4 separate regions of the Homo sapiens genome follow, and all the other regions are linked to region 2. The links are chromatin contacts, found by Hi-C or POLR2A ChIA-PET in ENCODE. All regions are on one chromosome and are shown on one strand. The core of a region is the stretch at or near the end of the contact, and the rest is flanking DNA. Distances in the headings are between cores, read along the strand shown. Region 1 holds the start of ZFR (zinc finger RNA binding protein). Region 2 holds the start of TTC23L-AS1 (TTC23L antisense RNA 1). Region 3 holds the start of MTMR12 (myotubularin related protein 12). Region 4 holds the start of NUP155 (nucleoporin 155).

Region 1 (3,643 bases), core at 523-3,022, 2.4 Mb after region 2:
CCAAGGTTCTACATTTTCTCTTTCTGAAATGAGTAACAGGACAAATCAGACAGGTTCTGAGAGCCTGTACTTTTGTAGGAGGCGTGGGGAGCAAGGTTGGCACAAAAAAGAATTGAGGCATTGTTTCTGCTCTGGCACAAGAAAGTAGGACAAAGCCCTGAATTTCATGGGTGGGTTCTGATTCACCCTTTGCATTTCTTTTTTTTCCTTTCCTTTTTTTTTTTTTTTTTAAGACGGAGTCTCGCTCTGTCGCTCAGGCTGGAGTCCAGGGGCGCGATCTCGGCTCACTGCAACCTCTGCTTCCAGGGTTCAAGCGATTCTCCTGCCTCAGCCTTCTGAGTGGCTGGGACTACAGGCGCCCGCCACCACGCCCGGCTTTTTTTTTTTTTCTTTTTTTTTGAGACGGGGTTTCACCATGTTGGCCACTGACCTCACCTCGTGATCCACCCGCCTCGGCCGCCCAAAGTGTTGGGATTACAGGCGTGAGCCACCGCGCCCGGCCAGCATTTCCTTTTAATGTTCATATCCAACAATGAGGAGAGATGAGGAGCAGGGAGTCTGGGGGATGGGCATGGAGAAGGTAAGGAAGAGGTGAAATGCAGGCAGTACATATGTACTTGATGGAAGACACGAAACATAAGGCCAGAGAAACTAGACGATCAGAAGAGGGACTGGAAGAGGAAAGAGAATGGTTGAAAACGAACTGAGAAACTAAAGGGAAGAAAGCGAGGAAACAGAGGGAAAGAGGAAATGCTTACATGGGGGCAAGTACTGTTCTGTCCTTACCACTAAAGATCTGGCACGTGATCTGGTCTCCCTCTCACTTGACTCCAGCCAGACTGATCTTCTTGCTCTTGAACATTCATTCCTTCATCTGGACCCTTCCACTTGCTGCTCTTCCTGCAGGCATCTCCCAGGCCTGTCCTTCCTTCCTTCAAGTGGTCTCCCTAACCACACTCTACATGAAATAGCACCTCCCTTACCCTTATTTTCCTTACTCTGCTTTATTTATGCTTGAAGCTCCAGTCACCATCAGACAGAATTTCTGTGTTTTGGCTACCGGCTGTTGGCTGACATATACCCGCTCCTAGAACGTAAACTCCACGGGAACAGGGACTTTGTTTTGTTCTCTGCCGTATCTCCAGCACCTACAACACTGCCTGACACCCTGCTGGGTGACCGATATACGCCGGATGGCTCAGGGAGTGGGTGCAGGTCGAGGAAAGGGTATAGCAAGAGGTATGTCCGGGAGGGATGTTTAGGGTGTGCTTTTAGTCCAACAGAAAAGCACTCTCCATCCTTTTTCTATTTCTCTCCTCTCCTTCTCCCTCCCTCCGCACTTCAGAGGTTGGGGAAAAGCTGCGGGAAAGCAGGAAATAAGGAAAAATCCTAAATTGCCCAGCTCGAATTCCAATGAAAAATTAATGAGCGAGGAAGACAGGGAGGCAGGGAATAAGTGCACATGCAAAAGTTAAGGAAGCCAGTGGAAAGCAAAGAAAAAGGCGAACAGACGTCACTCTCTCTGGTCACGCTCCCCGACTCCCCAGAGGACAGGCGAGGCGCTTCTGGCACACGCCCCCGTCGCCCCGCGGCCGCGCGGCGTCACCACCACTTCGGAGAAGGCCAGGCCCCTCTTCCCCCGCGGGCTTCCCCGCGCCCGCACCGCCGAGGCCCCGGCACGCGCCCGGGGGAGCCGCGAAGACGGCGGGGACTACAGCTCCCAGGATGCCGAGCACAGGCGCGCCTGCGCAGTGCGGTCGGAGGCGGCGGTCTGTTCTCCGCTGAGGAGGAGCGGGGCAGAGGAGGGAGGCAGCGGGTGAGAGTTCAGAGTTCAGCAGCAGCAGCCCGAGCCCATGATTCCCATATGCCCTGTAGTTTCTTTCACCTATGGTGAGTCTAATGTGGCCCGCGAGGCCTCTGCCCGGCCCCCTCCCTGGCCCCGGGCAGCGGGGAGCCGCGGGGGTTGGGGCAGGCTCCGGGGAGGAGGCGGCGGCCGCCACCCGGGCGTGCGAGTGAGTGAGGGAGTGCGAGGCGGGAGGGGGAGGCGGCGCGGCCGCGGCCTGGGCCCCGCCAGGGCTGCTCTCACGGCGCCTCTCTCTTTCTCTCCCTGCCCTCCCTCGGCGTCTCGGCTCCTCTGTGTCTCTTGTCCCGCCATGGGACCCGACTCTTCGTGCCCGCCGCAGTGCCCAGCCGGCTGGGGGAAGATGCCAAAATGGCGACCGGCAACTACTTTGGATTCACCCACAGCGGGGCGGCGGCGGCGGCGGCTGCGGCCCAATATAGGTAACGGCATCCTGCCTTCTCTCTGTTCGCCCCTTGCTCTCCCCTCGGTCCGGATCCTGTCGATGCGACGCCCCCGCGCCCGTCCCCAGCCATCCCAGAGCCCCGGCCCGCTGCAGGCCTGGCCCGGCCCAGCCCGGCGGCCTCTCCCGCCCCGCCCCGCCCCGCCCCGCCTTGCCCGGCCCGGCCCGGCCCGCGGCGGGGAGCGGCCCCCAGTAGGGGGGAGGTAGAGACGGCGGAGGTGTAGGGACGTGGAGGCCTCAGGGCCCTTCAGCGGCCCCTTAACTAAAATGGCCTCCTGCGGCCGCCGAGCGGAGCCGCCACCGCCGCCCGGCAGGCCCCCCAGTCCCCGCCTCCGCGCGTCCAGCCCCCACCTCCCATCTTCTTCCCACTTGGGGGATGGAGAGGGTGGCTGAAGGGACCTCACGGGGAGTGCCGTGTCGCAGGTCCACTGGCTTCTCGTGCGACGCCTCTCTGCGTCGTCGCCTGGTGCTTCAACCCCCGGAGCCCAGATAACGTGTCGTTGTCTCGGGTACCTTTTCCTCCGCCGTGGGGCTTCTTCCCCAGACGCTCCATCGCTAGCGAGTCCTGCTGACAAACTGCGGGTGTCACTGTGTTCATCGGGTTCCTTTAGTTTTTCCTGCAAGGAGAGAGATTCACATACCAACCACCTGTAAATTGTGTAGTTCTTAGACTGGAAAAGATGTGCGAAGTTTCTAGTGCTGATAAATGAGTGCCCAGCCTTGTTTGAGCTATGGAGTTTAGGCCCCAGGTGGGCCTGTCATTCTCCTTGCGGGGGTCTTTCCCCTGCGGGGAATGGTGGGGAGGGAAGAAGATGCAAGTGAGATTGTACTGAGTCATTGTAATGCACCGGATGAAATCCCTGCTTTAAGGGAAGCTCTCATTTCTGAAGTCTGTAGTTCATTATACATCTTACCAAAGACAAACACAACAGTGGATTGTTAAATTGTTACTTTTGAGTCAATCTGAGACTTTTGATTCAGGCCATAAGCGCACACGGCTCCTGCGTGATATGCTTTTTATGTATGTTAGATGTTGGTTAAACCCAGGCAGTTTTTTTCATTTGATTTACTTCAGGAGGCACGGTGTTTAATGGAAAGGGCATCATTGGGAGCCAGAAGACCCGAGTTCAGTCTCTTTTGCTCTTGATTTTTTTTTTTTGAATAAATAATTTTTCTTAGAGAGAAAGGACCTATGTTGCCCAGGCTGATCTCGAACTCCTGGGCAGAGTCCTGCCTCGGCCTCCCAGAGTGCTAGGATTACCGGCATGAGCCACCACACCTGGCCTCTTTTGCTCTTGATTTTATGACGTTGGGAACATCATATAGTTGGGTTTTCATGT
Region 2 (3,178 bases), core at 52-2,551:
GAAAAGGCTGGGTGTCTGTTCTATTTTCCCCCTCTGGTTTGCTATTAACATTAAACTAAAACTGCTCAAATATATAACCCATCCTAAATCCACAGACTACGCATACTTAGATATGGAGACCGCTGGAAAACAGACATTTGCCAAATTAAATGTCTAAGTTAAATTTCTTTCCCCTAATTTCAACTCCACCCTACTTCTCCAAAATCCCTGGCCTTTATGTCTCAAAGCAAGCACATTTACAGTTCCTGGGTCATCAAAACTATGGTCACCTACTTAACTCAGATATTGTTTTTGCAGGTCTGACGGCGTGTTGGATTTAAGCAAAGCAACCAACTCTCAGTGGTAAACGAAGCACAGCCAGTGTATTGGTTAATTCTGCTTTCCCCCCCCCCCCCGGGGTCATTTCACTAATTAATAGCAGATTCTAGTACAGGGGTCACGAGGCGGGTACAGAGGCTCACGCCTGTAATCCCAGCACTGTGGGAAGCCGAGGCGGGTGGATCACCCGAGTTCAGGAGTTCGAGACCAGCCTGGCCAACAGGGTGAAACCCCGTCTCTACTAAAAATACAAAATATAGTCGGCTGTGGTGGTGCACGCCTGTAGTTCCAGCTACTCGGGAGGCTGAGGCAGGAGAATCGCTTGAACCCGGGAGGCGGAGATCGCGCCACTGCACTCCAGCCTGGGCGACAGAGCGAGACTCCGTCTCAAAATAAAATAAAACAATAAAATGAAATTCATGTGTCTGTTTTAGTTGTTGCTGTTAGATGATAGGAGAAACCTCGGAAGCACAAAACGAAAAATGTGATTTCTAAATACAGTATTTGTGAAATTCAACTCTCAAGGAAGGCTATGCCAGTCGCTTAAATCAAACCCAAATCGAACGCAGTTACTTATTGAATGTTAACATCCACCAAGTCGCCTCTCCTTTCACCCTCCAGAATCACTAATTCCCACCGAGCCCTGAGTGGCTTTCTGACCCAGGCTCCAGAGCATCCATTATCCGAAAATCAGAAAGGGAGAGTCACTAATTTCTCTTTTTAACCTCCACTTTAAACACTATGCCCACAGCAAAGAGTTCTGATCTCTCAAACTCCCGGACTCTGTTCCTATGACGTTCCGCACGGCCCTGAGCCCCTCAAGGACGAATCGCTCCTCTTTTCCCGCTGTGGTTCTGCGGCAAGTCTGTAAGCCCTGACGCCGCAGGTCGAGCTCTGAGAGCCTCTCTGCCGCGGAGGCTCTAAGAGAACGCGCGAGTGCGCAAAGGGCACCTGGCTCAAGGCGGAGAAACCACGCCCCGGAACCAGCCTCCCAGCTCCCTGAGCCCGACGGCGCGGCTTCCTCCCGCTGCGTCGGCCTCCTGACCCTGGCGCACCTCGGTCCGGGCGCCAAAGCGGTGCCTCGCGAAAGCTGCACAGCCTGCGACGTCCCCAGTTACCTTCCGCAGCCCAGGTCCGGCCAAGGAGACAATACCGTTGCCATGGGAACGGAACGCTACGGGTTCTGCTGGGAGCGCCTGTAGCCATGGCGACGCGGGGCACTTCCGGTTCGGAGAGTCCCTGTTGTCTGGCGCCTACAGCAGCCCTTGCCTTACCCTCCGCTTTCCCTTCCCCGCAGGTTAGACGCGCCCGGCCTCCGGCTCGCCCCAAAACTGGCCTCTGCATATTGTATCTCACGAGACCTTACCCCTCGGAGGTGAAGGCGTAGGAAGAGAAGATACATTCCGTCCAAGGATGGAAGGGAGCGCCGGGCCCCACGGCCCTACTTATTTAAAGCTGCGACGTGTGCGGGCTGTATTCGGCGACGATCCTGGCCACGGTGCACCCCCACAGCTCCTCGGGAGTTTTGTTTTTATGGACCCCAGAGGAAAGGCTTAGATATGGCTGTTGACTGTGCTGGCACCGTCTGTGTTACCCAGTAAGATTGGAGCTAGGCATGGTTAGGAAAGCTGATTGCAGGAAGAGAGTAGGGTAAGAAATCGACTACTAGATCTGCTAATGGTTAGCTGTTCATTATTTATTTAGCACTTAGCCCTAAATAATGCAGCCATATCTTACCCTTTCGTTGGCATGGAATACAGTGTGTGTAATACACACAAGGTGCAGAGGCAATTGTGGCCATACCCAAAGAAACAGCGCCAGCTCTTGCAACGCTATGTTGAAGGATGTTATTATGAACCCTATCATAGACTAGGCCTATGGCAAGTCAAGTTGGAGTGAATGTGTCCCAGTTGTTTTCAGAAAAGAGCAGACTAGGTAGAGAGACAAGGAGAACATTGAGAATGTGAAAGATGGTGTTTACGTTTGGTGTTTGTTATTTCCAGCTCTAGGCTGGAAGTTTAATTGCCATTGATCCAAGACTGCCAAGAAAGCCTTTTTGGAGTTAGGTTGGAGGAGTTATTTAAATGAGTTTGCTTGAATATCTCTTAAGTAAAACCTGTATGGTCTGTTAACTCAAGATTTAAATCTGTACTTTCGAGCTCCATAGTCACAATTTTGGAAAGATTCCCCCACTTTATTCTTTTTCCTAAGAAAACTCTCAGCATGGAACAATGATGACAGCAATGAACCTGATTTCAGAATGTCAAGGTTCTGGTTTTGACTCTGTAGCCTGGGCCGAGTCACGGCCAGTGGGTCCCAATTTTCTTGCCTATACGGTGAAAGTTTTTGTACCACTTGCTTTCTGAAGCGCCTTCTGGTTCCAGGTTTCTGTAAGGGGTAAACGATTTTTGTGACTCTATGAACAGTATTTAACATGTATGGGAGTAAAAAGGAAGAACCTGTTTCCTGTTCTCCAACATTTATTTCTTTTACCCCTTGTTAAGTTGGTCATCAAATTGAAAGGTTTTAATGTTCTTTCATTCTAGGAAATGGCTGTGAGATTGTTTCTAAGTATATTAAAGGTAATGTCTCTTTTCTAAACCTTTGCTTTTGCTGATAATTGTGGAGAGAAGAACCAGAACAGGCACTGAATTCCCATTCCTAAAGCCAACGCTCTAATTCGGCCTCCATTTCATTAGCTCTGACCGGAAGCATGTTGCCTGCATCTGTAAAAATTATAAATCAAAATAAAATAACTTTGGCGACTATTTTTTTTCTTTTTTTGAGACAGAGTCTCACTCTGTGGCCCAGGTTGGAGTGCAGTGGTGTGATCTTGGCTCAGTGCAACCTCCGCCTCCCG
Region 3 (3,251 bases), core at 623-3,122, 2.5 Mb after region 2:
ACTTGGAGTGTATTTGGGAAGGGGGAGCACATGGAGATTAAGAGGGTAAAAATCAAGGTCACCAATGAGAGTACTTAGCACAGTGCCTGACGCCTAAAAAATTAACTGCAAATATTTATGTTTTTTTCCACTAGATTGAATTTCTTAAGAGCTGGATTCTATCTTATTTATCTGCAACTAACAACGCTTGGCACCAAATGTAGAACTGAAATGAATTTTCTTTGCAATCTTGACTAAAAAATGAGGGTTTTATCAATAACTTCGTAGAGTAAATAGAAGTCTCTTAAGGGCTCTTGATATTCTTCCTGTTGGAAACACAAAGAAGGGAAAGGTTTGGAAAAATGAAGTTGACAAAGTCTTTTATTATCAAACGCTCAAACTTATTCCTCACTGCCTTGTTAACACTTGATTTGACACTTTTTTTTTTCTGTTTGAGACACAGTCTTGCTCTGCCACCCAGGCTGGAGTGCAGTGGCGCGATCCTGGCTCACTGCAACCTTGGTTCAAGCGATTCTCGTGCCTCAGCCTCCCGAGTAGCTGGGATTACAGGCGCCCGCCACCACACCAGGCTAATTTTTGTATTTTTAGTAGAGATAGGGTTTCTCCATGTTGGCCAGGCTGGTCTCAAACTCCTGACTTCAGATGATCCACCCGCCTCGGCCTCCCAAAGTGCTGGGATTAGAGGCGTGAGTCATCGTTTGTCTCATTTTTGTTTACATTTAAAATAATAAACCTTGAGGTCGGGCGCGGTGGCTCACGCCTGTAATCCCAGCACTTCGGGAGGCCGAAGCGGGTGGATCATCTGAAGTCAGGAGTTTGAGACCAGCCTGGCCAACATGGTGAAACCCCCGTCTCCATTAAAAATACAAAAATTAGCGGCATGGCGCGGTGGCTCATGCCTCTAATCCCAACACTTTGGGAGGCTGAGGCGGGCGGATCACGAGGTTAGGGGTTTGAGACTAGCCTGGCCAACATGGTGAAACCCCGTCTCTACTAAAAATACAAAAATTAGCCGGGTGTGATGGCAGGCGCCTATAATCCCAGCTACTCGGGAGGCTGAGGCAGGAGAATCGCTTGAACCTGGGAGGCAGAGGTTGCAGTGAGCCTATACTACGCCATTGCACTCAAGCCTGGGCGACAGAACGACACACACACACACACACACACACACACACAAAATTAGCTGGATATAGTGGCGGGCGCCTGTAATCCCAGCTACTCAGGAGGCTGAGGCAAGAGAATCGCTTGAACCTGGGAGACGGAGGTTGCAATGAGCAGAGATCGCGCCATTGCACTCCAGCCTGGGCGACAAGAGCAAAACTCCGTCTCAAAAGTAAATAATAATAAAATAAAAAACCTTGAACGTCATCGCTGTAAGTTGGGAACTCCTATAGCAAGATTCCATACATCCCATTTTTGGACGTTTTATTCCAAAGACACAAGCAAACGGAAGAAAACGACTGCCGTGAACCCCTGCTAACGACAACTTGGTGACTGCAGGATCATTGGACGACGGTTTTATCCTCGCCATCCAATCGTTGGAAAGTCCGGAGAGAACGCTCTCTGGATTGGTTGGAGGAAACATCTCTCCAAGTGCACTCAAGAATGGGTTGGGAGCGGGGTTCGGCCGGCAGCGCCTCGGGCCAATCAGAGAAAGCATGAGGGCGGGCTCTGCCGCAGGAAGGTGGTGAATCTCGGCGGGTCAAACTCTCCTGACGTGATGGGGGGGCGTGGCCTCCAGTTGCGGTCTCCCGGCTCTCTGGGCCCGCGCACGGGATGGGCGGGGCCCACGGGCCTGGGCGGGGCGAGCGGTGTCAGCGGCGGAGCCGGATGCGGGCGGCATCGCGGCGGTCGCGGCCTTGGGGATGGGCGGAGCCCCAGCCGCTAGTGCTGGTGGCCGCCGCTGCTGCCCCAGCTGGAGCCCGAGCCGCCGCCTCTGCGTCCGCGCGTCGCTGCTTCCCAGGGCGGCGGTATGCTGGGGAAAGGAGTAGTCGGCGGTGGCGGCGGCACCAAGGCCCCCAAGCCCTCCTTCGTGTCGTACGTACGCCCTGAGGTGAGGGGGCGCCGCGCAGGCGGGGCGTCGGGCAGGGGCGGCCGGGGCGAGGGGCGCCGGGAGCCCCTTCCTTGCAGCGGGGAGCGCCGCGGAGCGCTTCCTGCCCTTGTGCCGGGCGACGGGGCAGCCAGGCGGGCTGAGGCCGCAGGAGCGCGCTGGGGCCTCCGCGCGGGCCGGAATGGGGACCCCGGCGCAGGCAGGCAGGTGCCTGAGCGCAGGGCCCGAGCGCTGGAGGCTGGTGGAGGGGCCCGAGCCGAGAAGGGATTGCGGCCCGGAACGCCCCTGGGGATTCTGGAGAGGACCTGGGGTTGTGGGCACTGCTGGGAGGGGTAGGGCCGTGGGTCGGAGCCCCCAACGGGGCCTGCTCGGAGCCCGCGTGGGTCCGTCCTGCCTCTGGACTTTCTCAGTGAGCCCAGAAGCCCGCCGGCCTCCGCTGCCTGCGTCTGAGTGCCTCGGGTGCGGCTGGCGGGATGCCCTGCACCTACGTCCGCCTCCCGTCAGCGCTGCGGGGAGAAAAGGGGGTCGGCCTGGCCTCAGCCAGTCTCTGCTTGTCTCTCCCTTGGGAATTCTCCGCTGTCGCTTCTTTCTCCTCATCCCCTCACCATCATCCTTTCCACCCACTTCTTACTCTTCTGAATCTTCAGGTCAAGAAATTTGTTCATTCATTCAGAAAATACTTCTCGAGCTCCTACTGTGTGTCAGGCACTAAGTGCTTGTGATAGACATCAGTGAACAGGACAGAGATCTCTGCATTCCTGGAGCTTATTTGAGGGGGAAAGGAGAAACGGGGTGAATTATAGATAATTAAGTAAATTATACGGTGTAGTAGGAGGTGATAAATATCATGGGAAAGAAAAGAAATCTTTTTCCTCCTCGCAAAGGTGGCATTTGAGCCGAGACTTGAAGATACGAGAGGTCTGAGAGAAGAGTCGTCCAGGTAGAGGGAACAGCCCCCGGGAAGGTCGTGAGGTGGGAGTGTGTCTGAAGGGTTGGCGGAGCGTCAAGGAAGCCAGCATGGCAGAGGCCCATGGACAAGGGGGACAGTCATAGGAGAGGAGGTTAGAGAGATCAGAACTTGTAGGCCTTGCTCAGGGCTTCTTGAGCAATAGTTCTTAATCCAAATGCCTAATGAGAAGCCTTCTTGTTTTGCATCTGTAAAGGTTTTTTTCTGCCCTTCTCTCCAGCAGAAGTGCAGAAG
Region 4 (3,166 bases), core at 79-2,578, 2.5 Mb before region 2:
TTGTGTATTTTGTCTCAAATTAAAAACAAACTCGGTGCCAGACCACCACTTTTCAATCTATGGTCTACCAAATAAAGTAAACTCACAGCTAGAGACCCAACTGCCTATCTATATACCAATGATAAAAAATCCAGTTTTTCTTGGTATATTGGCTATGTCAAATTTTAAGTGTAGATTGGTAACATCAAAGAACTTTCAATTTTCAGAAATGTAGTCAAGTCTTTGAGGGAGTAAAAATGTAATTCAAATAGCAAAAGACCAATTTAGAGTAATTCAGTTATTGATTTGTGAAATTCTGAAGAACATAACTGGAAGCTTTCTTAGGTGAGATTCTAAATAAGAGCAGCTTTCTAAAAAGTGCTTTGATTTACCCACTCAGGTTGCCTTCTGTAGTAAATGAAGCCTCTTTTACCTCTCTGCTTTCTCCTATCCTGCTATAGTTTATACCTATCCAAATAGAAAAATTATAATGAAGCCCTTTGTCTCTGCTTGAAGCACCTTAAGGACAGGAAACACTGTGTTAGTTTGATAGTCCCAGCACCAGGCACAAGGCAAGTATTCAGTTTCTTAGGATTGTATGAACTCTTGGGTTCCTATCTCATACGAGTTCCTATACTAGCGCTGGGAATGGAAAGATGAATTAGAACTGTCTGCTATCTCTGCCACGATAAAAAGCACGGCAGCGGTCCACCTGCACTCAGCTTCTTCTTAAACACGTATTTTATACTAAGGGGCAACAAAGTCAAAAGACAGCGACACGCAAATGGAAAAGCCTGATGAATTCTAATTTACACTGAAGCCCGCGAAGAATATAGTGAGATACTGGTTTATATCCCTCTCTGTGACAGCGACCTACCAATTCTTAACTACTCTCACAAAAGCAGTTACTTGGAGAACCAAACTGCGCGCTCATGCGCGAACTCATATAGCTGCAGTTAGCGGATACCGACGCGGGAAGTTCCAAGACTCAGGTCGAGCACGCGCTTAAACCAACGGAACCTGACCAACCTCCTAGGCCAGACACACGACCTAGCTCCCACCTACCGTATCCCTCCTCCCTCCTTCCTCCTCACCCTATCCAACCCCATCCCGCCCCTCTCCTTCCCTGTTCCCTCCCCTTTATCCTTCCCTTCCTTTCCCTCCCTCCCTTCCCTAAATAACCTACCCTAATTTTACCCTGCCACACCCCAAAACCCTCAACCCCCTCGAAAGCATCAGCAGCCTCCTAGCTCCACCCACAACCTCTAGCCCCCTCCCAACAGCTTCCTCTTCCCAGGCCAGAACGGCGTCTTCCAGTTCCCCACCGGATGAAGCGGAAGTGCGTCATGTCGAGGCGCCAAGGCGCTCGTTTGGCGCGCGCGCCCTAGGCGGCGGATCTAAGCTAACTTCTTGGATCTTTTCTTGTTTCTCCTTGGTTTTTGACTTTTTCTGGACCCTGGTGTCTACGATTTCCGAGATGCCGTCTTCTTTGTTGGGCGCGGCGATGCCGGCCTCTACATCTGCCGCAGCCCTGCAGGAAGCTCTGGAAAATGCTGGACGGCTCATCGACCGTCAGTTGCAAGAGGACCGCATGTACCCGGACCTTTCCGAGCTGCTTATGGTGTCTGCCCCAAGTGAGTGATAGTGACCCTGCTTTCTCAACCTAAAGGACTCTCGCCTGACTTCCTAATTTGCTACTTATCCCCAGCGTTGGTCCCGGCGAGGATATGCTGAGATTTATGGCACTGTTGGCTGCATTTTTGGAGAACAGCAAGCAGCTTCTTTTCAGGTTTTTTCCTTTCCTCACTTTCTTCATTGTAGATACTTGAGAGGGCAAGAGTGAAGAGCAAGCTCCCAGTTGAAGCAGAAAGAGGCAAAGACCTCAACCTTAATGAGCTTCTCGCCGCTCTCAAGTGCTTATGGCTAAGGCCATATGAGAAGCATCTCCAGATCCAAGTCCCAAATTTGTTCATTTCTCCTGTTAGTGTTTGAGTAGATCGTAAGAGCAAACGAAGTTAATTTGGAAATTTAGCATGTTATCTTAAAGATACGCTTTGCTTTATATTTATTTGTTTATTTATTGAGACGGAGCGGTTCCCTCTTCGCCCAGGCTGAAGTGCAATGGCGCGATCTCGGCTCATTGCAACCTCCGCCTCCTGGGTTCAAGCGATTCTTCTGCCTCAGACTCCCAAGTAGCTGAGATTACAGGCGCCTGCCACCAAGCCCGGCTAATTTTTGTGTTTTTTAAGTAGAGACGGGGTTTCACCATATTGGCCTGGCTGGTCACGAACTCTGACCTCAAGTGATCCGCCCGCCTCGGCCTCCCAAAGTGCTGGGATTACAGGCGCAAGCCACTGCACCCGGCCAAGAAACGCTTTATTATGTGTAGAGATGTGTGTTATGAAATGCTGGAGGATCTTAAAAGAACTACCAGTGGAATAAAGAAAGAGAACAGGGAAATCACAGTGCTTATGTACAGGGAGAGTAAGGCAGAATATGTGTTGACAATATAGGTGACTGGAAAGTAATTTGTTTAACAGTTTTAAGTTATAACCAGCTCCCCACGGCTTATGGAATTACATCAGTTGCTAGAAAAAGTGACCCCTTTGTGAGATGGAATTTGGAGAAAACCAGCGAAGTGTAAGAAAGAAAAGATTGTTGGTGAGCAAGAACCAAAGTAATCTAAATAGGATAATTTGTGCAGTGTAAACCGAGAACACTTCTGATTATTTATAAAAATCATTGATAGCTTTGTAATCAAAGAAATGATAGAAACAAAGATAGTATTTGCTCCCTACAGCTACTTACCAATGAGCGTGTCTTATAATACCTGATTGGCCTATTAGCAATTATCATCTTGAACAACATTACTCATTTTGGCCTCCTTAGGTGTGAAAACAAGATATAAAAACAGTGCATGCATTCTGGTCCTTCTCTTACATATCTCATGCCTTTACACACACCTTCCTCTTTCACCCAGTCTCTTCCCCTTCTTTTCCATCCAATTTTTCATCCGTTGCTCTGATTACAGAGAATTTAGCATATTTTCCGTAAGAAGCCCCATCTTCAGGATTTCCTCAGGATTTTATCTTACTTTTATTGTTTCTGCAATGTTCTTTTTTTGCCTGACAAACTTTTTCCAGACTCCCTGTGAAAGTCCTTAGTTTCTCTTTGTTGTCTTTCTTTT

What was found. Hi-C counts contacts between places; a loop is a spot of excess contacts on that map. ChIA-PET counts read pairs that join two places held with the same protein, here RNA polymerase II (POLR2A). Pooled maps may share reads with other maps.
Region 1: a loop to region 2 is called in a map of naive thymus-derived CD4-positive, alpha-beta T cell, with 8 times the contacts of the local background. The contact joins the promoter of ZFR here to the promoter of TTC23L-AS1 in region 2. A Hi-C loop is called at or near these places in 1 of 168 maps with a recorded cell type or tissue (naive thymus-derived CD4-positive, alpha-beta T cell), 1 of 37 single-sample maps with no recorded cell type and 7 of 50 pooled maps.
Region 3: a map of CD8-positive, alpha-beta T cell shows a loop between it and region 2 (12-fold over the local background). The contact joins the promoter of MTMR12 here to the promoter of TTC23L-AS1 in region 2. A Hi-C loop is called at or near these places in 3 of 168 maps with a recorded cell type or tissue (CD4-positive, alpha-beta T cell, CD8-positive, alpha-beta T cell and naive thymus-derived CD4-positive, alpha-beta T cell) and 7 of 50 pooled maps.
Region 4: a loop to region 2 is called in a map of CD8-positive, alpha-beta T cell, with 9 times the contacts of the local background. The contact joins the promoter of NUP155 here to the promoter of TTC23L-AS1 in region 2. A Hi-C loop is called at or near these places in 2 of 168 maps with a recorded cell type or tissue (CD8-positive, alpha-beta T cell and naive thymus-derived CD4-positive, alpha-beta T cell) and 9 of 50 pooled maps. POLR2A ChIA-PET finds 5 or more read pairs at or near these places in 1 of 52 experiments (T-cell).

Annotation. Positions count from the first base shown.
Region 1 is chr5:32,442,869-32,446,511 of GRCh38, reverse strand. ZFR (zinc finger RNA binding protein) reads left to right here and starts at 1,772. Exons shown (of 20, transcript NM_016107.5): 1 at 1,772-1,890; 2 at 2,184-2,283. The coding sequence starts at 1,854. RefSeq lists silencers at 1,470-2,159, 2,390-2,729 and an enhancer at 2,121-2,678.
Region 2 is chr5:34,837,455-34,840,632 of GRCh38, reverse strand. It overlaps TTC23L-AS1 (TTC23L antisense RNA 1), which reads left to right and starts at 1,301. Exons shown (of 2, transcript NR_183259.1): 1 at 1,301-1,450; 2 at 1,616-3,086. It overlaps TTC23L (tetratricopeptide repeat domain 23 like), which reads right to left and starts at 1,469. Exons shown (of 11, transcript NM_144725.4): 1 at 1,374-1,469. RefSeq lists an enhancer at 1,070-1,179.
Region 3 is chr5:32,311,560-32,314,810 of GRCh38, reverse strand. MTMR12 (myotubularin related protein 12) reads left to right here and starts at 1,872. Exons shown (of 16, transcript NM_001040446.3): 1 at 1,872-2,053. The coding sequence starts at 1,973. RefSeq lists an enhancer at 1,404-1,453 and silencers at 1,544-2,333, 2,404-2,543.
Region 4 is chr5:37,369,268-37,372,433 of GRCh38, reverse strand. It overlaps NUP155 (nucleoporin 155), which reads left to right and starts at 1,328. Exons shown (of 35, transcript NM_153485.3): 1 at 1,328-1,613. The coding sequence starts at 1,457. RefSeq lists enhancers at 1,336-1,425, 1,546-1,655.